Linked DNA regions of Homo sapiens: regions 1 and 2 are each linked to region 3. Evidence: chromatin loops called from intact Hi-C (ENCODE). Cell type or tissue: Caco-2. All regions are shown on one strand.

Region 1 (8,000 bases), 51 kb after region 3:
CACAAGCCCCCATGCATGGCCTGCTGGTCTGAGAACCTGAACCTCAGGGAGACTGCCAGCTCTTCCAGAAATCCTGGGAGCCCAAGTATCTTACATTCTTAATATAAGCTCCTCCAGCTCCAGAGTGGATACAAATCTTCCTTGAGTTGGAAGTTATTTCCTGAGCCTTTAACATTTGACAAAATACCAAAATTGACTTTTGGATAAGCACTGTTGTCAACTCAAGATGATGAAAATACCACACCACATAGTTTTGGACTTTCCTGACACTAACAAAGGTTGTTCACAAACATTACCCATATTGCACCCTCACACATCCCCTTTTCATGGACAGGAAACTTCAGGAAGACTAAGTAACTCCCGCATAGCCAAAGGGGCAGAGCCTAGTTCTCCATGATCTACCAATTCTCATATTCTCTGAACTGCCCAGGCTTGTGAGCCACTGGGGAACAGAATTACCACCAAGCTTCTCCAGAAATGGAGGGCATCCTGACTCATTTTTCTCATGCCTTTCCCTAAGCACAAAAGAAAAAAAAAAACAGATCAACAGGAACAATTTCCAACTCACTGTTACAAGGTAGGGAAATTTCCACATTACGTGTATCTAGAGGCACACCAGACAAATGTATGACAGACCAGCAGACCAGCCAAACAAACTCCACAAAGAAGTAAAAGGAGATGCTCCTTTCAGCACCTCTTGTGTGCCAGGCACTGCACTTCACATTCTCACATACATGATCACATTTAAGTTTTCCAACTGCGAGGTAGCTATTACCATCCCATTTTATAATTATAAAAACTGAGGGCACAGAGGCTCAGTGACTTGCCCTAGGCCATTCAGTGAAGCCAATATCTAAACCCCAGATGTTTCTAAACACTATGCTTCATTCTAGACAGTACACAGTCGTTGGTCAGGAAACATGAGTTCCTTTGAAAAAGGTATGCTGGAGACATAAAATTACAACAAGTTAATATTACCTAGAACATACACAGCTGCTGTTCCAGTCCCTCAGCTCACCGCAGATCCAAAACACCCAGCTTCATTTCCAATTTCCCCTGAGCCTCCATCACTGACTCCTTAGAAATTTCTATTAGTCTCTTATCTCCTTTCCCATTGAAAAAGAATGCCTTCCTCCTAAAAGTCATATTTTTCCATAAGTGACCTGAAAGACAACTAGAGAGCAAGAGAACTCTTATGAACTCGACAATTTTCCATCCTCTCAAAGATTAATTCACCCACGAGTCAACCGCGAGTGTCACAATTTCAAAAACCGTTCATTTTTTAACCCAACAATTATCCTGATCAAAATAAGTCGCACACAAGATTCTGACCTTAAATACTGAGTGCAAGCGGCATTGATTAAAAGCCTTAAACTTATCCTTTTATTGGCAAAAACACATTCAGGGGCAGTTATTCACGGCATCTGGTTCAGAAATTAGATACAGAGTTAACTGTAGATTGATTAGTGCTTAGTATAAAGAAGAAAAAGACTAATTCCTATATTATTCCTGGCTCAGCAAGCGACAGCCTTGGCTTGGATCCATGACAAGGGGCCCAGAGAGACTCTAGGCCCCATCTGCACAACAGGAACCTGGGCAAGCCAAAGCTGTGTTCTGACAAGTGGTGTTTCCTCCCACTGGGAGAAAGAACACCTCTGCAGAGAGCAAGGGCCCACCCCAGCCCACTGACTCTCCCAGTGGTCCAAATATCCTGCTGTCACTGGAAAACAGCACTTCTAGGAGCCAGTGCCAGACCAGTGAACTCAAAAGAAAGGCTCCTTAGTCAGTACAGGGGCACTGTCTGGGCATTAAGGCCGGGTGTGGGGCGGGGGGTGGATTTTGGACCACATTAAGGGACAGAGAGATGGATGAGGCAAATCACCATCTGTGATAATAGTCATCAAAAAAAAATTTAACTTTTAGTGAGTACTGTGTATTGGGCACTATTATAAGAACTTCATGTGGATTAAGTAATATATGTAATCCTTCCAATTCCACAAGTTTTGTTATAACTACTATTTTAACTACAAGCTATCCGAGACACAAAAATGCTAGATAAAGTAAGATCCAAGGTCACGTTCAGCCACTAAGTGGTAGAGAAAGGATTACAACCCAGGAAGTCTAGGTTTCAGAATCTTTTAAGCCTAAACACTATACTACTATACTTCCTCATGATGACACCTGGCCATACCTTTGCAGATGCAATAAATCGAACAAGTAACTATTATATGTCTACATAACTGAAGAAGTTTATATGCTGAGAAACAATCCCACAGGCTAAACCACTGATGAATAAAGGCCTGAAGTTCAGGTCAATAATTCATCCTTTCATCTACCCTTCTTACCTTCCACCTGCCTAAATACACTTACCTCCTTTCCATCATATGGAATAGTACACGGAACAAAATTCAAAAAGTACCAAGGAGAATATAAGGAAAAGTAAGTCCCTGTCACCTCACTCTTGCTTCTCTCCTCTTCTCCCTAGAGGCATCTACTATTAGCAATAGACCAAAAAAAAAATATTTTGAACAGAATATTTAGGTCATAAATAGCATTGAAAATCATGCAACAAATGGAAAGAAATCAATCTGCCAGACCCAGAATGAAAGGCTAGTTGTGGCTAAGCAAACCTCTCAGACCCTGGGTGGCCAATTAGGCTGTTATTTATCAGACACTGCCTCAACAATATGCACATTAAGATAATTTATGAAAGGCTCAGGGAAATGTTTTTCTAGTCAATAATAATTGGTCAGGTGATCATTCTTAACTCACACACCCAAAACAAAGTTTCTTGTGGACTTGCAAGTCACTTTCGTTTTCCTGGTGATTTTTAATGAACAAAAACCTTCAAAGAAGATGTACAATTTTTCTAAACAAAATGTTTTTGGCCTCTACTGCTTGCTGTTATCCCTCCTTATTTTCCAATGCCCTTCTCCTTTTCTTCTTCCATACCTCTGATGGCTTACTACTAATATAGAAAAGGAACAAGTTCTAGGTCTGGAAGCACGGGGTTTCCATTTCATTCCACTCCCCTAATTTCAGTAAGACCTTTGGCAAGTAAGTACCACAATTCCTCAAAACTCTGTCCTCCCTAGTCTGTGAAATGAAGCTAAGACCACCAACCTTTGTCATGCTAACCAATGAAACAATGTTTCTGAAGTCAGGCCTGGTGGCTCATGCCTATAAACCCAGCACTTTGTAAGGCCCAGATCTTTACAAAAAATCTAAAAATTAGCTGAGTATGGTGGCTCATGCCTGTGGGTCTAGCTACTTGGGAGGCTAAGTGAGGAGGATCACTTAAGCCCAAGAGTTTGAGGCTACAGTGAGTTATGATCTCACCACTGCACTCCAGCCTGGGAGACCCTCTCTCTGAAAACTACTACTACTACTGCTACTACTACTACTACTACTACTACTACTAACATAGTATTTGTTATATACAAATAATAATACTAATATACTAATATAATACTACTAATAATACTAATATATACTAATATAATAGTATAATACTAATATATCTTAATATAATAATAATACTAATAACATAGTATTTGTGGAAATACTTGGCTCAGAAAGGCAATCAATATTTGTCAGCATTCCCTCCACCTTCTCATGTGGGTCAGACCTTCAAATCGAAACTTGAGAACCCACACACCCTTACGCTTTTGCCTTTTTCCAGTTCCTAATACACAACCTACCACACTGACAGAAACCAACCATGGTCATGTACTACTACACCAGCAGTGCTTAAATTTGAGTCTCGTCATCAACAGAACGAGAAAACAAGAGAACATACCAAATGAACTCTGAAGACTATGTAAATGGGGGCTGTTGCAATATGAATATCTGCAGGTTATTCAGATTCCTTGTAAACTTTTCCTCATCCCCAGGGCCTACATTCCAGATACTTCTCAAGTTGTCTGTTCAGCCAGCCCCTACAGCCCAATTCAAAGAATCAAATGTGGCCTTTTCTTTTCCTGCGGTTCTCTGCCTTCTCCTTTTCTGTCTGTGCCAGGGTGGTTTTTAAAACAAATGAGAATGGCACTCAAGAGGCAAAATGAATTCACTTAGCTCTGTGCTCCCCTCTCCCTTGCTGTTATTTATTTTTGTGTATTTCACTAGAAGCAACATTTGTCAACATGGCAGCAGAGAAGCCGCAAGCCAGCGAGAACTGTTTTTGTATAAAACAAATAACTTAAGCAGTGCAGGAGCGGTTTTGAATAAAGTTGCCATATGAACAGCCGCAAAGCGCAAAATGGTGAGCCCTTGCACTGGCTGCAGCAGCTGCTTCCACACCCAAAGAAACAAATACTCTGGAAGGGAAAAAGCTAAATTGGCTATTTACAGAAAAATTCAAAGAATTTCAATCACATGATCCAGCAACAGGCAAATCAGCACAGTCCACAGCTGAAAAGAAGATAAGGGAAGGAAGGGAAGAAAGGTGGTGCCTACAACATCTGATGAGGAAGAGGATGAGGGAATAAAGTAATGATAACTAAAGGGTACAGATTTCTTTTCGAGGAGATGAACATTTTCTAAAACTGACTGTGGTAGTGGTTGCACAACTCTGTAAATCTAAAAGCCACTGAAGTGTACACTTTAAATGGGTGACTTGTACAGTATGAGATACATTACAGTTCATAAAGATGTTGTGGGGGGCGGTGGACTCAAAGGAATAGAAGTCTGTATAAGGGAGGTATATCCTGAAGCCCCCTCACAGAGAAATCTACCAGTCTCATCACTATTTATTAAGCCCTGGGCAAGGTGCACTGCTTACATCATCTCATTCAATCCTGACAATGACCTCTTCAGGTATTATTCCCAATTTATAGACAGAGAAGCTGGGGCGCAGAGATATCTAAGGTGATTCTGCTTCTAATCAAGTATCTGTGTCCAAGTCCATGCTCCTTCTACCTCACCCCACTACCTCCCTACTCATCTAATCTCATCACTGAGGAACACAGTATTTATGCTGTTATCAGTGATTTATTTTCCCAAATAAACTTACCCCTAAGCAAATTGTTTTATTGAAACTAAACTTGACAAGAGCTCTCTGACACACTCATTATTTCCCTCTATTCTTATAAAGATACCAAAAACAAGCCTGTATGCTTCTTGTTGATGACCCACTTTCCTCTAAGAACCTGAGTCACTACATACAGTGTTGCCCTCAGGGACTCCTAGGATGTTTGAGGCTGCCTGTTTAGCCCAACTGTCATACTTTTATTTTAATAGCTATTGTGTCTCTTCCCCCTGCAGTCAACCAGAGTTCCTTATAATTGTCTGTACATCTTCAGAATACAAAATTTCTCTTTTATCTCTACCTAGCTGATTGAGTCAGGGATCAAGGGAAGCTTCACCAGAAACTGTTACTATGAAAGTTCCAGCTTTGTGACAGCTATTTGTTAATCAATGGCTTTTTCAATTTTATAACCAGAACTTAAGATAAAGAGACTGCCACCCATCTGATTTGTGGATAAGTGGAAGTTTACAACACTAACAATAATTGCTATTACATTTGACTTTTATGCAATACTTTTAATTTTTCCAAACCACCAGGCTACCCTAGCCCTTTCAAAAATTAAAGATATGGTCTCCCCACACACGCAGTTTCCCATATACTTCATTCCTTTGTACAGATGCCTTATCTAGGAAAGTTTTATCCTAACAGTATGTGAACTTCCTGAGATAAGAAATCTAAAATTGCAAACACAGTAAGCTGTTTTTAAAGGGAACATAATCTCTTCTTCCCAAACTGAGACCCTAATGAGAAGCATCCTCTCCACACAAAATTCAATAACTCAAGTTTCATATTAGGAAGAATCCATTCTAATAAGGAACCCTAAAGAAAAAATCCATAAATTTATTCTATCTAGATTCGATTTGGCTTTGAAATTTTTTTAATTAGAAAAGGAAAAAAAATACAATGCTAAGCCATCCCATATTCTACTCAGCAAAGAAACCCTATGAACTCTGCATGCTTCATGCCCATTTTACAGATTTAAAAAATGGCCTAACAGAGATTTTAAAACGTACGCAAATAATTTCTGGCACACTTTCTCTCTCTCTCTCATACACACACACACACACACACACACACACACACCCCTCTCCTTCTCTCTGTCTGTCACACACATACATATACACACACACACATACACACACACAATGACAAAAACTGTGGGAGAGCCAATCCAGTACTCCAAGCAGCTCATGCGGTGGTGGCAAATCTCAGGCTTTGAAGCCAGAAAGAACTGAATTTGAAATCTACCGTTGCTACTTCTAGTTGCGTGATCATGAATAAGCCACTTCCCTATGTGTAAAACAAAGCTAATGAACCTTTCATGTCATGCTGAAAACAAAACAAGATCTTGTTTATAATGTCCACAGTCCAGAGCTTATATTCAGCAAATTATTCATATTTTACCTCCACCACATCATTTTATACCTACATACCATATTCAAATAGCCAGCATTTACTAAGAACTTATTAACACCATGTGTGAGGAATCACTGTATATGCCATATCCAAGGTCATACCACAGTAAATGGCAGTTTGACTCAGAGTTCAAGCTACATCCTATTTTGTAAAGCAGAAGTACACAAAGGTAACTTTGCAGATAACAACACAGCAATACCCATTCACCAGAGCAGTGGTTCTCAAAGCGTGGTCCCTGACCAGCAGCACTGGCTGGCATCGCCTTGACATTTGTAAATAATGCAAATTCTTGGGCCCTGCCCTAAACCTCCTGAATCAGAAACCCTTTGGGTAGGGCCCAACATTCTGTGTTTTAAAGAGGCATCAAATCACCTGGGGGATTTGTGAAAACACAGATGCTAGGCCCAAGCAACACAGATACTTAGGCTTCTGCCACGATCTTTCCGACACTCAAACACAAAAATGCCAACAATGCCAGGCTCTTGTATCCAACTCTACCTTCTTTTTGGTCACCAGCCTTAGGCAGGCAGCATCCAAGGTCCACACCTGCAATGGCTGATGATGGTGTCCCATGCCCATCATCCAAAGATCTGAGTTTCCCCCCACAAACTCCATTCTCAACACAATGGTCAGAGTCTTCTTACCTAATACAGCCCTCGCCCACAGTGCCCCACCTCATTCAGAGCACAGGCCAAAGTCCTTATAGTACCTACAAGGTCCTATATGACCTGTGACACCTCTCCATCATCTGCTACCCCTCCTCTGCCCTATTTCTACCTCCCTCTCTGCTCTAGTCAGGCTGACGTCCTTGCTACTCCTCAAACACGGCAAGAGCACCCACTTAGGACACTTGTACCTTGCAGTGTCTCCACCCAGACTAATGTTCTCCTAAGAAGAGTTGCGCAGCTCATTCCATTCCCTCTTCAAGTCTTTGCATAAAGGTAACCTTAGAGAGGTCTTTCCTGATGACTAGCACCTCCATCTCAGCACACCTTTATTCCTACACCCTGAATTATTTCCCTCCACAGAATGTATCACCATCAGAGATACCAAATATTTACTTGGTGTTTATTTGCTTGAAGTCTGTTTCTCCCAAGTAGAAGGTAAGTTTCATGAGCACAGAGCCTGTTTTGTTTGTTGCTGTATCATCAAAGCCAAGAGGAGAGCCTATCAAGCATCCATAACCATATACTCAATGAATTAATAAATGAGAGAACACAGTTAATCCCAAATAACTTAGAAAAAGCAGCCAAATGTCATAAAAAATGTTGATGTAGGCCAGGCACAGTGATTCATGCCCTATAATCCCAGTACTTTGGGAGGCTAGGGCAGGAGGATTGCTTGAGGCCAGGATTTCAAGATCAGCCTTGGTAACATAGGGAGACCGTGTCTCTAAATTAAAAAAAAAAAAATTCTTTTAATTAGCGAGGCACGCCTGTAGTTTCAGCCACTCAAGAAGTTGAGGCAGGAGGATCACTTGAGCCCAGGAGCTCAAGGCTGCAGTGAGCTATGATCGTGCTCCTGCATTTCAGCCTGGGCAAAAGAGTGAGACTTTGTC
Region 2 (8,000 bases), 120 kb after region 3:
TAAACAAATGTGGTATATACATTCAATGGAACAGTATTCAGTCTTAAGAAAGAAAATTCTGTCATATGGTACATGAACTTTGAAGACATTGTGCTAAGTGAAATAAGTCAGTCACAAAAAGACAAATACTATGTAATTCCATTTAGATGAGGTATCTAAAATACTCAAATTCAGCTGGGTGTGGTGGTTCATGCCTGTAATCCCAGCACTTTGGGAGGCTGAGGCTGGCGGATTACTTGAGGTCAGGAGTTCAAGGCCAGCCTGGCCAATATGGTGAAACCCTGTCTCTACTAAAAATACAAAAATTAGCTGGGTATGGTGGCGCGAGCCCGTAATCCCAGCTACTCAGGAGGGTGAGGCAGGAGAATCACTTGAACCTGGGGGATGGATGCTGCAGTGAGCCGAAACCATACCACTGCACTCCAGCCTGAGCAACACAGAGAGCCCGTCTCAAAAAATAAAAAATAAAATAAAATACTCAGATTCATAGAAAGAGAAATGAGAATGGTGCTTACCAGGGGCTGGAGGGAACAAGGGAGGGGAGTTGTTGTTTAAGGGGTATAGAGTTTCATATTCACAAGATGAAAAATTTCTGGAGCTCTGTTTCACAATGAAATGACTATACTTAACACTACTGAAGTATCTACACTTTAAAATGGTTAAGATGGTACACTTTGTAATATTTTTTTAACACAATAAAAAACAACAATGATAATGCGTGTATGCTAGCACACATGCACAATAAGTAGATAAAGACAGGCCTAGGGACAACTCATCTTAAGTAGCTGTTTAAAGTGATTTCATGCAAGTAATTGAATCAGACAGTATATTTGCCACCTGGATTATAACTGCTAAACAAAATGCTCAAAAGCCAATTCTGACAATCCCTACCTATGTAACCATACTTAAGTATTCATAAATGAATCAATGAATGACTTGAATCAATGGATTACTTCTGAAAAACAACTACTATAGGATTTCTATTTAGTATAAGGCAGCATGCCTAAACCCACTTCATGATAAGAATAACATACACGTGCCATTAAATTTTTCCAATGTAACAGGAAAAAAAGTCAATGCTCTTCCAAAACACATCTAACTAAAAAATGTAGTATCTATGTAGAGACAAGTATATAATGTTAAAAGAAAACAACTGTTTAGTCAAGAAATGGTAATTCTTATAAGTTTTTTTAAAGGAAGAAAAGGGGACTGATTTCATTCAAAGGTCCTTGTGTGTCACAAAAGTTAAAAAAAAATTTTCTCAAATGTCTAAATTCAACCAAGTAAGGCAACACTCAACCATTTCATCCAGTTAAAATAAATAAAACTAAAAATCTATTCCATAGATGATGTATGTAACTGACATTTGCTTCTACTCCCCAAAATAAATTATTACTGACATGAAATATACAATCACATATCTTACAAGCCCAAAACATAGAAATGCAAAAGTACACACAGTCTTCTCTTTCCTGATTTCTTCCAAATGTAGATCATTCCCAGAAGTATTTTTTTCATTATTTAAAACTATCAATCTAGAAAGATTTCAATGCAGACAGAGTTATTTTTTTACATTTGAAATGTCTGCCGAACAATCTACCAGGTATCACACATCATCATTTATTTCCATAAAATCAACACAAATTTTAAAATGCAATAGCTAAGTTTACTGAACACTTAGTTATAACTGCCTCAATATTAACTAAACAATTCTCAGAGCTGCCTTATAAGGTAAGACCTGGAATCCCCATTTTATAGGTAAGATAACTGAGGCATGTAGCTAAGGCATTGTTGAGCCTGAATGTAAATCCTGGCAGACTGGTTCCAGAACCCATGCTATTATATTAACCACTACCAATACTATCGCCCATTAATGTACATGAAAGACACTGACACACTGGTCAATTCTTCTGTAACTCCAGGAAATGGTCCTACAGAGAGAACTAAAGAGAAACTACGAATGCCAAACATTCTGGCCTTGGCCAGTCACAATCTCTCTAGCTTTGTTTTTCTTATTGTGAAGTAAGTTTAAAAAATCCAACACCTGATAATATAGTTGGCTGGAAACAAAACCCAGCAAAAATATACACATATACTTCACTATGGCGACAGCATGGCCAATTACTCTCCTGATATCTCCCTTCTTCCACTTCCAATCTAGAGACAGGCCTTCCTTTGCCAAACATACTTTCCCATCCCCACAAAAGTAATTCTACAGCAAAACGTGCAGCATTATCGGCAAAAGCTAAACAGAAGGAGTCAGCATCTCTCTTCTAAGCCATGTCCCTGTCTGAAATATAATACAGTGGGCAAGTTGTTTCTCTGAAATAGATGGATCTATGGTTTGAGGGCAGCACAGAGCGTAAATCTGTCTCCATGAATGGCTCACGCCGTGTCTTTCTCGTTTTGTGTGCTATTGTGTGCTATCTGGCAATATATCTGTCACAGCTCTACTTCCTCCCTTCCACAAGAACAAAAGTTGAGAGAGATTGGAAATACAACCCCAGGCACAGCCTTATAAAGGCCACAATTGAGTTTCTGAAAACTCCAGGCCAACTCTAGGCAAAGCACCAGTTCAGCCTGTCTGTACACGAGGCAATTTGGTTAAGTAATAACACCATTTCGCCATGATTTTTGTTCCGCTCACAACAGAAATCATATCAGAGAAACCACGACTTACCATAAAATTATTTTAAAAAGAGAAACTTGATTCTGATATCCAAATAGAATATAAATTCTGCTTTTACACACGCTGGTCCCATCTGTAACACCCAGAAGTCAATTCAAGAGGCTGTAGACAGTGAAGGGATAACTTCAGATTTCCCTTGAAATGTTTTTGCAGCCTCAGCAGAAATTCAAAATGCCAGTAGTGTTGCTCTCAGTGTCTCTGTTCTGGCCCCCAAGACCCACAGGCCTGGCTTCCTCCAAGAAATGCTTGCATGAGGATCAAGCAGGGGACGAGTTTTTCCTGTGCCTGTCAGAAAGAATACTGGCCTTTCAGATGAGCACTTCCAGATTTCATAGGTCAGCCTGAGAACTTAAAACACTATTACAAAATCATTGTCCTTCAGCCCCAAGCATCTTAAAAGTAATTTATCAGCAGCATCACTGCCAACCTTACCCCAAGAGCTTGCTTTGGCATAACAACTGTTCAGGGTCTCAAAATGGGCTTTTCCAGAGAACTCGTAGAGGTCCCTGTGTTTAAATTACTGATCCCAAAACTCAAAATAGAATCTCAGCCCATTTGAAAACTGCACTTATAAAAACCACCATTTAGGCTCAAAGCTATGTAATTTGCAAATGCTCCTGCTTCTGTCTAAGTTTGCTTTTGGTGCTTAAAATCCAGCCAAAGGATGGAATTTAATACAACTACAAAATTAACAACAGATGGCCTAGTACATTTAACCTAGAGGAGTAAACAATGTGAGCGATGTCTCCAAAAAATAAATCTCCCCAGGAAGGCTATAAGAATATCTGAAAAACACCAAAATAAAAACTGGTGACTTCAAAAACGAAACTCAAACCCAGATTAGATCATCATGTAAGCATTACCATTTCCCTAACAATAAGTGTCAGTTTCTCCTTTCATCCACGTAGACCTTTTGTTAAGGACAAGATACCATCTTTTTTCCTCACTCTTCAACAACTTTCTCATCCTATAGAAGGGAAACGCTGGCAAAGGCTGGGTTAATGCTGGGGTTTCCAGTTAAGCACTATAGTTTTACAACAGTACAAAAATAACCAATTTTCAAACTATCAGAACACAATAAAAGATATTCAGCATGAACTTTAATATAATGTAGCTTTCCTTTGAAGACCCTGGAAAACTTGTACCTTGGATTTGTTGCCAGAAACATCAGTTATCACTATTAGTCAAGGTAGAGTGATGGGCAGCTCAGAGACCAGTAGGGGGCCACTAACTAAATCTTAACATCAAGCACCTCACTTCTCTGGGCTTTTGGCTGTCTTTATTTATAAAGAATGGTACACAGAGACTCTCTAAACTCTATCAGCTCTGACAGCCTATATTTCTTCAGAAACCCTTATACTCAAAAAGCTCCATTTAACAAGACATCCAAATAGATTAGATTTTCTATCTCTCTTCAGAAATTTTCTATCAGCTGATAATTCCCAAGGAATCTCCATAAACAGGCACCAAAATTGTCCACTGTTAAAATGAATGATGAGAAGCTGTGTGTTCTTGAAAAGCATCTACATATGAAACATAATGCACTTCCTTTACCCTTCTGTGAAAAAAATCTACTTCAATATATGAAGCATGGTCAGAAAACAGTTTCAGAATACTTTAAAAAAAAAAAAGAAAAAAGAAAAAAACCAGAGTTTCAGGAATAAATAAGAATTTAGGGCTGGCAGGTAGGGAGCCTATCCACTGAAAAATTAACTAAAAAGAGAAGTAAGATTTCCACAGAATACTGAAAAGTAATCATCGTTTATTTTCAGTTTTTCCTCCCCAAGATGGACATATGGCTATAGAGGCACAAAAATGTCTTACCATTCTAATATTTAAATTGTCAGACTTACTTAAGTCACACTTATTTAAGTCAAGATACCTTGCCATAGTTGACTTAAACCAAATTGTGAAGCATAAGACCTCCATTTCTTTATCTTCCCCCAGACCAAGACCTGAAAAGTTACAAGAGGTGGCTCAGGACTCAGTTTATAGTCATTTCTAGAAACATCTGCATTTTAAAAAGAGCAAACCAGGACATGGCCTTGCCTCAGCAACTCTCTAAATGCATAAAGACTTTAAAGAAAGTGATCTCAATGGAGGGGAGAGAAAAGGTTTGTTCAGAGATGCTAACATCCCAGGATACAGGTTTAGATTGCTACAAAAGCCACCCTAGGTAGTCTCAGGGCCATACCTAAGGGTCTACAACTAGTTCCTTTGAATCCCCAAATGCTTCATCTCCCTTCTAATATTCTGTAAGGTATATTACACACTGATGTGACTACAAATAATTTCTTATTTTTAGAATGTCATGCCATCCTTCTGAATAACTGGAGATATTTCTGAACACCAGAACCTTTGGTTCAGGAATTGCCAACTCAACTCCTTAGGTATGCACAGACTGGGATCCAAGCAGGTTCTACCTTCTCTTTCAGTCTTCCTGTCTACCTGCAGCTTACCAATATAATACCTTCTACAAGCACATGGATGATCTGCCAATATATAATGTAAAAATTATTTTAAAATGTACTCCTCACACTTAGTTTCCCGGTCTGCGAAATGATGTCAGTCCTCAGATGTGAATATATATACATACAAGTACACACATCATGGGACTGTGGGTGCAAAGAGTCAAACCTCAGCCAAGGCCGGACACAGTGGCTCACACCTGTAATCCCAGCACTGTGGGAGGCCAAGACAGGAGGACCACCTGAGGTCAGGAGTTCGAGACCAACCTGGCCAGCATAGAGAAACCCCGTCTCCACTAAAAATACAAAAATTAGCCAGGTGTGGTGGCGCACACCTGTAATCCCAGTTTCTTGGGAGGCTAAGGCAGGTGAATGTCTTGAACCCGGGAGGCAGAGGTTGCAGAGATGAGACCACACCACTGCACTCCAGCCTGGGATACAGAGCAAGACTCCATCTCAAAAAAAAAAAAAAAAAAAAACCCTCAGCCAAAACCACCCTGAGAAATGATCACAGCACAGTACAGTATTCTGCTGGGTGGAGAAGGATCAAGTCCTAGAGAGATTTAGGTGTCTAGATGAATCTGTTAAAAATCTTAAAAAGTTTCACTAGTCCTGGAGACAAAATACGTTAGTATATTATTAGAATAAATTTGTAAAATTATTTTTTAAAAGCAACAATGGAAACAAATAGCAAGATTCAAGTTTCATGTACGTCTAAAAAAGTTCTAATATAAAAGCCAGCTTCTCATCAAGGAAGTAGGCCACATACAGAAAAAAAGGTCAGGATCTCACACTTAGGCTATTTAAAAGAGGTTAGTGCTACCAGAGACTCCTTATTGATTTGGTAAGATTCCCAGAGCAGAGAAGCAGGGACTTTCTCCCTCTGTCTTGTTGCCAAAGTGAAAGCACTATCAAGGGTAAACTGTGGTCAGACCAGTTTCACCTCTTTTAAAGAGCTACACCATTGTCAACTGTCAGTCACAGGGTTAAAGACACCAGACTAACATATTAACAAATGCAACCAACTAAAGAAAATACACAGGAGCCCAAATTATAGGATGCTGTGCACACACTTCGGAATCTGTTCCTGCAGTACGCCTTCTGTCCTGACCCACGTTTCTTGTCCCTCTCACAGCCTCACCACAGAGCATTCAGCTTGACTACTCTTTTCCCTAGCCATCTGACCTGCAATCAAAGCACACAGGCCACACCAGAGGAACTGTGATAAAACAGTTCATCCTCACCACACACTGAATACCTCAATTTCATTATGCCTGCCACGGTTATTTGATTCATTTTTGCCCAATAAATTAAAAATAACTGATTAGATTCTCAGCCCTTATTCCCTACCCACCCACCCATGCCCCTGTGATGAACTCTCAGGCATGACAGCCATAGAATAATAATTTAATAGCTATTATTATTAAAATTACAATAACAACCAACATATATTAAGTGTTTACAATGTCTCAGGCACTGCTCTAAATAATTTAGAAGTGTTGATACATTGACATGGTGGAGACTCCAATCATCTCCATCTCACAGGTAAGGACAGTAAGCACAGAGAAGTTAAGGTCCCACAGCTCAAGAGTCAGACCAGCACCCAGATCCAGGCAGTCTCCAGAGCCCCTGGTCTTAACCACTATGCCACTCCAGTTCTCAAGAGAGGCAGCCAGAATGGAAGACAAACAGCCTCCAGAGAAGGTACCTGAGAAATTTTTGTCCACTTGCCTATTCCAGGAATTGCTCATGAAATTGCTTTTTTGTCTGTTACATAATGAAGTTTCATAAACAACAAGTACAGAATCAGTGAAATGGTCAGGGAGACAAAATGGCACTCTTTTCAGGCTTGTCCCAGACACACTGGGAGGCTTGTCCCAGACACAGTGGGAAACCTCTGTCACTCTCTAAATGTGCCTTTGCAAAACAGGAGCAAGACTTCCTGGTGCTGTTTTACCTGTTAAATGGCAAATACATAAATTAAATATTTGCAATATTTTTAAAAGATTACATATTTAGAAAAATATATAAACTCACTTAGGAAGTTAAAGCATCTATGAAGAAAAGTTTGTGTCTAAACAAAACAATCACTAAACCCTTATTTCAGACTTCTGGGTTTCAATAACAGATTCTCATTTTTGGCTTAATAGTCCACATCAATCTCCTTTTCCCTGGAGCACATGGTGGAATAGAAACTAATGTCAAAAAGTTGATGTGACTTCTGATGTAAGTAACCCACATCAAACCCCAGTACTATTAGTTGGCAAAGTTACCCCATAATTATAAGACCTTTCTACCAATAAGGAATTCAGACTATTGACAGAAACACAAATATAGCCTGATTCTATCCTGATTTTAGGGCCAACTTCTTAATGAGAATCTTCCCTCTTGTTACAAGCAACTTGTGTGAACACAAACTTGCCCATGGACATTGGTGAGGCTGGCTTCTGGATAAGTGAAGGAAGCAATAGGCCTGAACATCCATGATTATTCCTTAACAGGTTTCTATCTCTCCGTTAGGCCCCTAAATATACATGGCAGAAAGCAGAACAAAACTGTCTTTAGCGCCATAGAATAACTGCCACATAGGCAGACCATCTTTCTAGGTTCAGGGAATAAGGTCATATGAGGATCAGGGCTCCCTTTAATACAATCCCCAGCCAGCCTGTCATTCTCTTTCTTTACTTACTAAAAGTACCAGGAACAGGCCTGCCAAATTTCCTTTTTTAGCACCACAATCTCTTGCCTTAACCAGACAGTCTCCTTCTGTGCCCCACTAAAGCACAGAATACAATCCCCATATCTAAAAACACACAGTCCTTTCCAAAAAAAATTTTTTTAAG
Region 3 (8,000 bases):
CTCCTGTTATCAAGGCTGCTACTTAAGTCAACAAGGCATTGGGCTGAGACTATAAACACTGCCACAGTGGATCATATTCACAGTCCATCCTCACATCAGCACTCTGCATCTGACAATCAACTGCACCAAATAAGAGTTTAAAGGAAGATATAACTGTCCTCTCTCATATAAAAGTTAAAATATCAACTGTTACAAGCTCAAGAGACTAAAAGGAAAGCAACGTCTGTCTGTGTAGTGATTCTTAAAGTTGGGTATAATCACAGGAGGGCTTGTTAAGACACAGATTGCTGGCTTCCTCCTCAAAGGTTTCTGATTCAGGAAGTCATGGTAGAGCCTTGGAAATCTGCATTGCAAACAAGTTCCCAGATGATGATGATATTGCTGCTTCGAAGACCACACTTTGATAACCACTATTCTGGTAAAGAAGTAAAATCCAGAGATGCTACAAATCGAGACAAGAAATGTGATAACAAAACTCAGCACGATTCTCGACAACAACTCAGGTCTGTCACCATCCATGTAACTGTGGGGTTCATGATCCTACATTTTGGCTGTCAACAGGAATAAAACTAATAGATCAGGAGAATGATAAAGCAAAGTCTGGGCTAGTAAGTATATTTAAGTCTTCATTGGAGGCACTATAGGATTAACTATCATGGCAGCTCTTTACTGACTCTTAGAAAGTAGAGACGAAGGTGACACTTCAAATCCACCCTAAACTCAGCATTTCAGAGTTGAGTCAGGAACCAAGTGAGGTAAACCTCTGACATGCTATAGGAGCCACTAATGAACTTAAATTCAACATCAAAGGTATGAGAAGTTTCACACAGTGAGGACTGAAAGCTCTGTGTGCCCACTGGGGGATACCTGCAACACTACTGTGCTTTGTGAAAATGCCATTTGAGTAAACTACAGATGTGTACGTGACCATATATGTGTGTTATGGTTTCACACCCACTCCCCCAGCAACACTCCCATCTCTTCCCTCCTGTCTTCCTCCTATCTGTCACTGCTGCTCAAATACTATCAGCCAATATTAACTTATTGCTCACCAGGGACATCACAATCTACATTTTCTTAGGGAAATAAAGGTTGATTCTGGAAATACACGTTGTTTAGTATGGTGTCAATGGAAAATGAAAAAAAATTTTCTTTGAGACAAGAGTCTCACTCTGTCACCCAGGCTAGAGTGCTGTGGTGCAAACAATGATCACTGCAGCCGCAACCACACAGGCTCAAATGATCCTCCCACCTCAGCCTCCTGAGTAGCTGGAACCACAGGTGCCTGGAACCACGCCTGGCTAATTTGTTTGTTTATTTTGTAGAGACAGTGTCTTGTCATGTTGCCCAGGCTGGTCTGAAACTCATAGAATCAAGCAATCCTCCTGCCTTGGCCTCCCAAAGTGCTGGGATTACAGGCAAAAGCCACCATGCCTGGCCTAGAAAATGAAATTTAAAGAGTTCTGAAAAATGTTAAGTCCCAAAGAGAAAAGCATGTGCCACTGTTAGAGGCCTCCCCGGGAACAGGTGGGAACAGTTGAGTTTAATTAGCTTATAGCTGGTACTGACTGTATGGGAAGGCAGGGATTTGTTTTTTGACTCCAAGTCTTCAGGTTATATTTTCTGTAACTGTTAACAACTACAAGGACTTTTTTTTTTTCCAAAGATGGTAACATTTGTATGCAAGGACTTTTATTTGGTGTTTACAGGAAACAGAGGAGAGAAACCAAGATGGTAAGGATTTCCAGCAAAGCAATCCAACATCATTATAGAGAAGCAAACCCAGTGAGTTTTGTTATATTAGTGGGCATCGGTGGCTTCTAGATGGCCCCCACTGGCACATGCACAGTCCCCAGAAAGTGACCACATGTGACAAGTGACAGCATTTATTCAAGAGTTCTCTCCAATTGGTGCACTTCAGAGCTGATCATCAAAGAGAAAGGAGTGCACGGTACATCAGCAGTCTGAACTACAGTATTCCAAGTAAAGCAATTCCTTCAGGAAGACTATGAAATGCAGGTATTTATAATTCTGCTGAGACCCCAAACTGATTATTGCCCATTGTGGGAGGAGCTAAAAACCACCCAGTCCAGTAACAACAGCTGAACTTGGGTTTGTCATTCTCTTTTATTAAGCATACACAAACTGTCATGTGGACAACGACATTTTTGAGGAAATGACCTCCAAATGAGGGGGAAAGTGTCAATGAAATTTGAAACAGCAATTAACTTATGGTGTTTCTGCCATGAACAGTCAACACACAATTCTCTGAAGAACTGTCAATATAAACAGAACCAGTATTCTGTACAAAGATCTTCGCAATGGAAGATTTAAGAATTCACAAAGAATTCATCCCTTACTAATATACTGTTCCCTTGGGCTCTCCAGCAGCATACTAAGGCCAAGTCCTAAGGAGCATTAAACCCAAAGCATAGATGGGTAATCCAGAAAAACAAAACACTGAAAAGCAAGATGTTGGTTTACTTACCCCAAAAAGTCAGGTGCTTTGACCAACAGCAATCAATGATGGTTATAGCACAGGCACTATGAGCCAGTACTCTAAGGTTCAGAAAGAACCTAAAGTTCCTCTCCAGTTGCAGAGACAAGACTGCTGCACAAATAAGCAATTACAGAAGATAACATTTCATTACCTAATGAAATGAGTTCACAGTTAGTGTTACAGGACAACAGATAAGGAAGCCATCAAGGAGACAGAAGTAGACAGAAAAGCCCTTCCGTTATCAATCAGAGTAAGTTATCAGGTCCCCATGCAGGGGACACTGTGATAAGACTGCATAAACTACTTAAGTGAGAAATACACTGTGCCCTGAAGGAAAAACAAGATCTGAGAGAGGTGGTTCCACCACAAACTAGAGCTTAGAAAATAACAAAACACAAATTCTGACCCATGAAAAGGAAAAGACAGGCTTTTTCCTTAGGGCCTTTTCCATAAAACTAAGTTGGCAAGAAGAAACATACGCTCTCCCCTTAACATACGTCTTCAGGCTAAGATTTAGTCAGGGAAACTATCCAAAGACAGGAAACATTTGCAGATTCTGATCAAACAGGCCACTGAAAGCCCAACCTGCTGGTCTGGCCAACGTAATAAACATGAGGGATGAGGAGCACATTCCAAAGAGCTATGCACACTGTCCTACCTCACTTCTCCCAAATACCCACCTGGCTTACTTCCTCACCCCCTTTTAGGTAATTACTCAAGAGTTGCCTTCTCAGTGACTCCTTTCCTGGCCACTGAATCTAAAATTGCATGCCCCACCACCACAACAGCACACATCACATCATTTCCTGGCCCCCTTTCCTCCTTCCTAGCACTTACCAGTTTCTAATACTCTAGATATTAGACGTTTCTTTATTGACATTCCCTTCCACTAAAATGCATGTTCCATTGAGTCAGAGAGATTGTTGTCTGTTTTGTTCACTGTTGTGTCTTGAGCACCTAGAAAAGTGCCTGACATATATCAAACAATCAACAAAACTGTTGAATGAATGAATAAATGAACAAATGCATGTTTGTACTGACACCTGTGGGAAGTTTTGTTTTAAGATAGTACATAATGTAGTAAACACTTCAATGGAGAGTAATGTCTTTTATTATACATACACAAACATATTTATGTATATATACACCACATATATATACCTATATATCTTATATTTATATTCATTTATATACCATATATAGGTATAAATATTTTATATATAGGTATATCTTATTTATATACATACATATATATGTATATATGGTATATCAATAAGACCATCAAGGTAGAGCTTTATTTGCAGAAAGGTTTGCCCAGTTTTAGGTCCATCAGCAGGCACATAAAATGTTTTTAATCGTATCAACTTCCATCTCCTTTCTGTTTATTTTTAATCATTCTTTCTCATAGAACCTAGCAGCTAAATCTAGCCATGTTAATTACCAATGCTGAAATTGGCAACTAGATCCCTGCCAGTCACCCCATTAATTAACATATTGTTTTATTATGCTTTTATTCAGTCAAAAAATGTTTATTGATAACCTGCTATGTCCCATACCTTATGCCTAGCAATGAGGAAATGGTGAGCAAGAATCCTTATCCTAGCAGAACAGACAGTCCAGGGGGATAACAGTAAGTATGAACGAAAAACTGTAGTAAGTTATTCTAGGGGAAATGAGGGGACCATAGAAGCATACAGCAGGAATACCTATTCTAGTTTAGGAAAGGTGAAAGAAGTGTTATTTATGTAGAATTATCTAAAAGATATATAAGAATTAGCCAGGTAAAAAGGTGAGGGGGTAAGAAGTACTCCAGATAGAAGGAATGTAAATAAATGGGAGGGCTTGGAAAGAAAAACACAGCCCTCTTCAGGAACAGTGCAGGGAGGGGCTGGGGAAAAAGGCAAGATCTATTTGACCCTGGAGAGGTGGGCAGGGACCTAGTCACATGTGGCCTTCTGACTCATAGTACTTGTCAAGAGCTTCTATGCCTCCAAGGCTAGCTGCTATCAAGGGAGCAGAGATAAATCAAACTCTGCCAGAATTCTTGACCTTTGGCATACTCACTGCCAGACACTTTCTGAAAGCCAATAAACTATGGCTAGTGGAAAGTGAGCATTTCTTAAAAATATCAAACTGGAGTAAGTACTGTGGGCAGAGGTAACTTCACAATGTCACCCCAATAGTGTGCCAGATGTTAGGGGGGCTTATCATACCAAAGGCAGGAAAAGACACCAAAAAGAAGGACTGCTTTGGACTTCTACAACAGGGATGTATCTGTTGATCCCAGAAATAATCATAGGTATTACCCATTTCTACCAGCTCAACCGCTTCCCCTGCTTTCCCTGCTGTCCTAATTTCTAGTCATTCTGCCTTGATTTTTTTGTTTAACCTTAATTATCACATGTTCTCAACTAGCCTGCACTCTTGCTACATGGAGATTTGAGTAGGGGCTTTCCTAAAGCTGATCCTGGAACAGATAACCCTGATACCCACAAGGCAGCTGGGAATACATTGACCTGGAGTGAATAGTCAGAAACAAATTTCCTGTTACATATTTATCTGACTTACACTGGTTTGATTCGAATGTTTCAGAGAGTATATGCTTAATAACCAAGATACTGATCTATCCTTACATACATAAGGTTACTGACACATGAGTTATTACAAATAATAACCCTTAAATCTATTTTGGTAAATGCTGATTATCAGCTAGTTCTTCATTATCTTTAGATTTTAAGAATGAAAAATAATGTCATTTATAGGGAATTTTTTAGATAGTAGGAACTGCCCAGGTAAAAAGGTGAGGGGGTTGGGCATACTCCAGACAAAAGGAACACACACAAATGGGAAAAGCTCAGAAATAAAAACACAGCCCCTCAAGGAACAGCACCAGGAGGGGGCGGGGAGAGCTTAGATTTCTAATGAGGAAAAAAAGACTGAGGCACAATAGCAAATATTTGGATTTACAAATCAAAAAACCACATAGAGAATGCCAAGGAGTTTTAAGAAATTCCATGTATGATTATGCAGGTTATAGTCCCTCATATGTAACTCAAATGAAAACTGCCCATCTGATTTTCCAGAGTGCTAACTGTATCACTGTAGATTTAACAGTAACAGCTGAGCAATTTCTGAGATGTCAGTGTAAGAAGTCCCATGCTCATGAACCCATGAATGACACTTCCCTGCCTGTCTAAAATACCGGTTCCCCAAACTCGCTGGACCTCAGAGGCACCTGGAGACTTGCCTCTGGTTTAAAATGGAGACTTTGCTGGGCATTGTGACTGTGGTCCCAGATACTCAGAAGGTAGAGGTGGGAGGACTCTGAGCTGAGGAGTTCAAAACCAGCCTGGGCAACAGACCCCATGTCTATTGGTAAAAACATAAAAATGAAGACAACGTAGACTCCCAGGTTCCACCAGGAGGCATTCTCATTCAGTGAATCTGGGTTGAGATACCAAAATTCGTATTTTTAATAAGTGCCACAGGAGATTCTAAAGCTGGTGGTACAGACTTAACTCCACCACTTTCTGGATCAGTGGTCCTCAAAACAAGTTCACCCTGGATCCAGGGAAGGCATAAACTGATCCACTGTGATTGAGGAAAAAAAAAATACCATACTTACATATAATTTTTTTCTCTCTAGCCTTATTGAGGGGTGTGTATGTGTGTACTTATATACACACTTTTTTTTTTTTAGACTAGGTTTCGCTCTGTTGCCCAGGCTGGAATGCAGTGGTGCCATTAAAGCTCACTGCAGCCTCGAACTCCTGAGCTCAAGCAGTCCAACCACCTCAGCCTCCCAAGTAGCTGGGACTACAGGCGTGCACCATCACACCCAGCTAAAATTTTAATTTTTTGTAGAGATAGGATCCCACTATGTTGTCCAGGCTGATCTCAAACTTCTGGCCACAAGCAGTCCTCCCACCTTGGCCTTCCAAAGTGCAAGGATTACAGGAGTGAGTCACCACACCCAGCTATTTTTAATTGTTCGGGCAACTTCCGTACTAATTTCCGTAATACCAATAATAATTTATATCCCCACTAATGGTGCACAAGACTTCCCTTTTCTCCACATTTTTAACTTACATATATTTTATAACTTCATTTATGAGTACAGTATGTAAACATATGGACAATGCATAATCAAATTCTCTTTCTAGAAAAGATACATAACAAAAAAAAATTAGGGGCCACAGTTAGGAGTACTTTTGCCTAGAAATAAAACTGAATACTCCAGCATCCCAGGGGAAAGGAAAGGCATATGGAACTGAAAGAATAATACCCTGAAGAGGGGGTAATGCAACGTTTACCGAACGCACTGAAGGGAAAGGCAAATCGCAAGGAGAGCCCCAGTCATGTCCCAACCTTAGAGAAAATCACTTGGGGTATCATCTTTCTCATGTGTAAAATGAGTAAAGGGGTGATCCACATGTTCTCTTACGTTCCTCCCAGCACAAACACACTACAGTTTATAAAGCACTGATGAAGAGGAACCATGAGTGAGGTAATGAAGGGTGGTACATGCTATTCCTCACAAGCTCGAAATAGATCAACAAAGTCTGGAAAATGCCTGTCACGCAGACAGAAGCCCATCACTAGAATCATAAAACATTAACGCTTTGATAGCTTCAGGACCCCCACATTTCATGGATTAAAAAAAAAAGCTCACAGTGGAGACTTGTTCTGACCAAGAAGTCCCAGGTGCCCAGTAGCATAGCCAAGTTACCTGATCCCCAGAGTGTGATGCTCTCACTATACAAGTCTCCTTCCTTTCGAAAGTAAAGAGACTTTCTAAGATGCCAGAGGCCCAGCATTCTGAAGATAAAAAATAAGGTCCATTCATTGTTCTCAAATATGATTTATGTTTGTAACCTTTACAAGAAGGAAAAAAAATGTTTTGGGATTTGTTTTACCTCCCTGTTTCTTTTTTTAAAATCTGAGAAACTGGTGAAGACATAACCTTATAGTGTTAGAAAAGAAAATTTAAGAGCATCTTAAATAAGGAAGCCCATTGTGGCTCTCAGTGAGGCTGCCAAGAGCCCACATGAGAGCAGAGGTCTTCTGGAACACCACAAATTCCCAGTGGCCTCCAAGCGCAGGCTCTTCCTTTCTATTCACAAGACCCAGAGACAGGCAAGGTCAATTTCCCTTCTCATTTTCCTGCATATCTAAAACTCTCTTTAATGTGAATTTAAAAGGACAAAAATGGAGTTAAGAGCTTCACGTACCTGTGAAGGGGAACCACTGCCTTCCTTGCAGCCCCAGAAATACTGAGTGGGCACTGGAAAAGCACAGCAGCCCAAGATCAGATTCGGGATCTGCACATAATCCTGGACTGAGAGCAGCTCCTCAAGTCTATTGAATCTTAACTCTATGGCTTGGGGAGCTGAAAACGGAACATGTCCCCCCAGGTAATACTCAAGCACAAAGCAGTTTGAGAATCACTGATTTCCAGACAAGAAGGCAGGGGTATCTGGGCTCTGCGTAATACTACCCA

Evidence for each region. A loop is a pair of places that touch in the nucleus more often than their neighbours do. Peaks named below come from ENCODE experiments on the same cell type or tissue, not always from the same donor. Only the 100,000 strongest peaks of a DNase experiment are listed, where the experiment ranks them.
Region 1: a loop joins it to region 3, with 5 times the contacts of the local background. A loop is called at or near these places in 3 of 110 quality-filtered maps.
Region 2: it touches region 3 in a loop (2.2-fold over the local background); 2 of 110 quality-filtered maps call a loop at or near these places.

The regions. Positions count from the first base shown.
Region 1 is chr7:69,745,894-69,753,893 of GRCh38, reverse strand. All of the region lies in intron 1 of AUTS2 (activator of transcription and developmental regulator AUTS2), which reads right to left. Among named protein-coding and RNA genes, the nearest start is that of AUTS2, 150 kb to the right of the region's middle. In Caco-2, no CTCF peak of the experiment used is centred here; no DNase peak of the experiment used is centred here.
Region 2 is chr7:69,673,142-69,681,141 of GRCh38, reverse strand. The region is part of intron 1 of AUTS2 (activator of transcription and developmental regulator AUTS2); the gene reads right to left. Among named protein-coding and RNA genes, the nearest start is that of AUTS2, 79 kb to the right of the region's middle. In Caco-2, a CTCF peak has its summit at 3,874 (motif pointing right); no DNase peak of the experiment used is centred here.
Region 3 is chr7:69,797,188-69,805,187 of GRCh38, reverse strand. The region is part of intron 1 of AUTS2 (activator of transcription and developmental regulator AUTS2); the gene reads right to left. Among named protein-coding and RNA genes, the nearest start is that of AUTS2, 200 kb to the right of the region's middle. RefSeq lists an enhancer at 1,006-1,055. In Caco-2, no CTCF peak of the experiment used is centred here; DNase peaks (open chromatin) are centred at 3,086 and 4,447.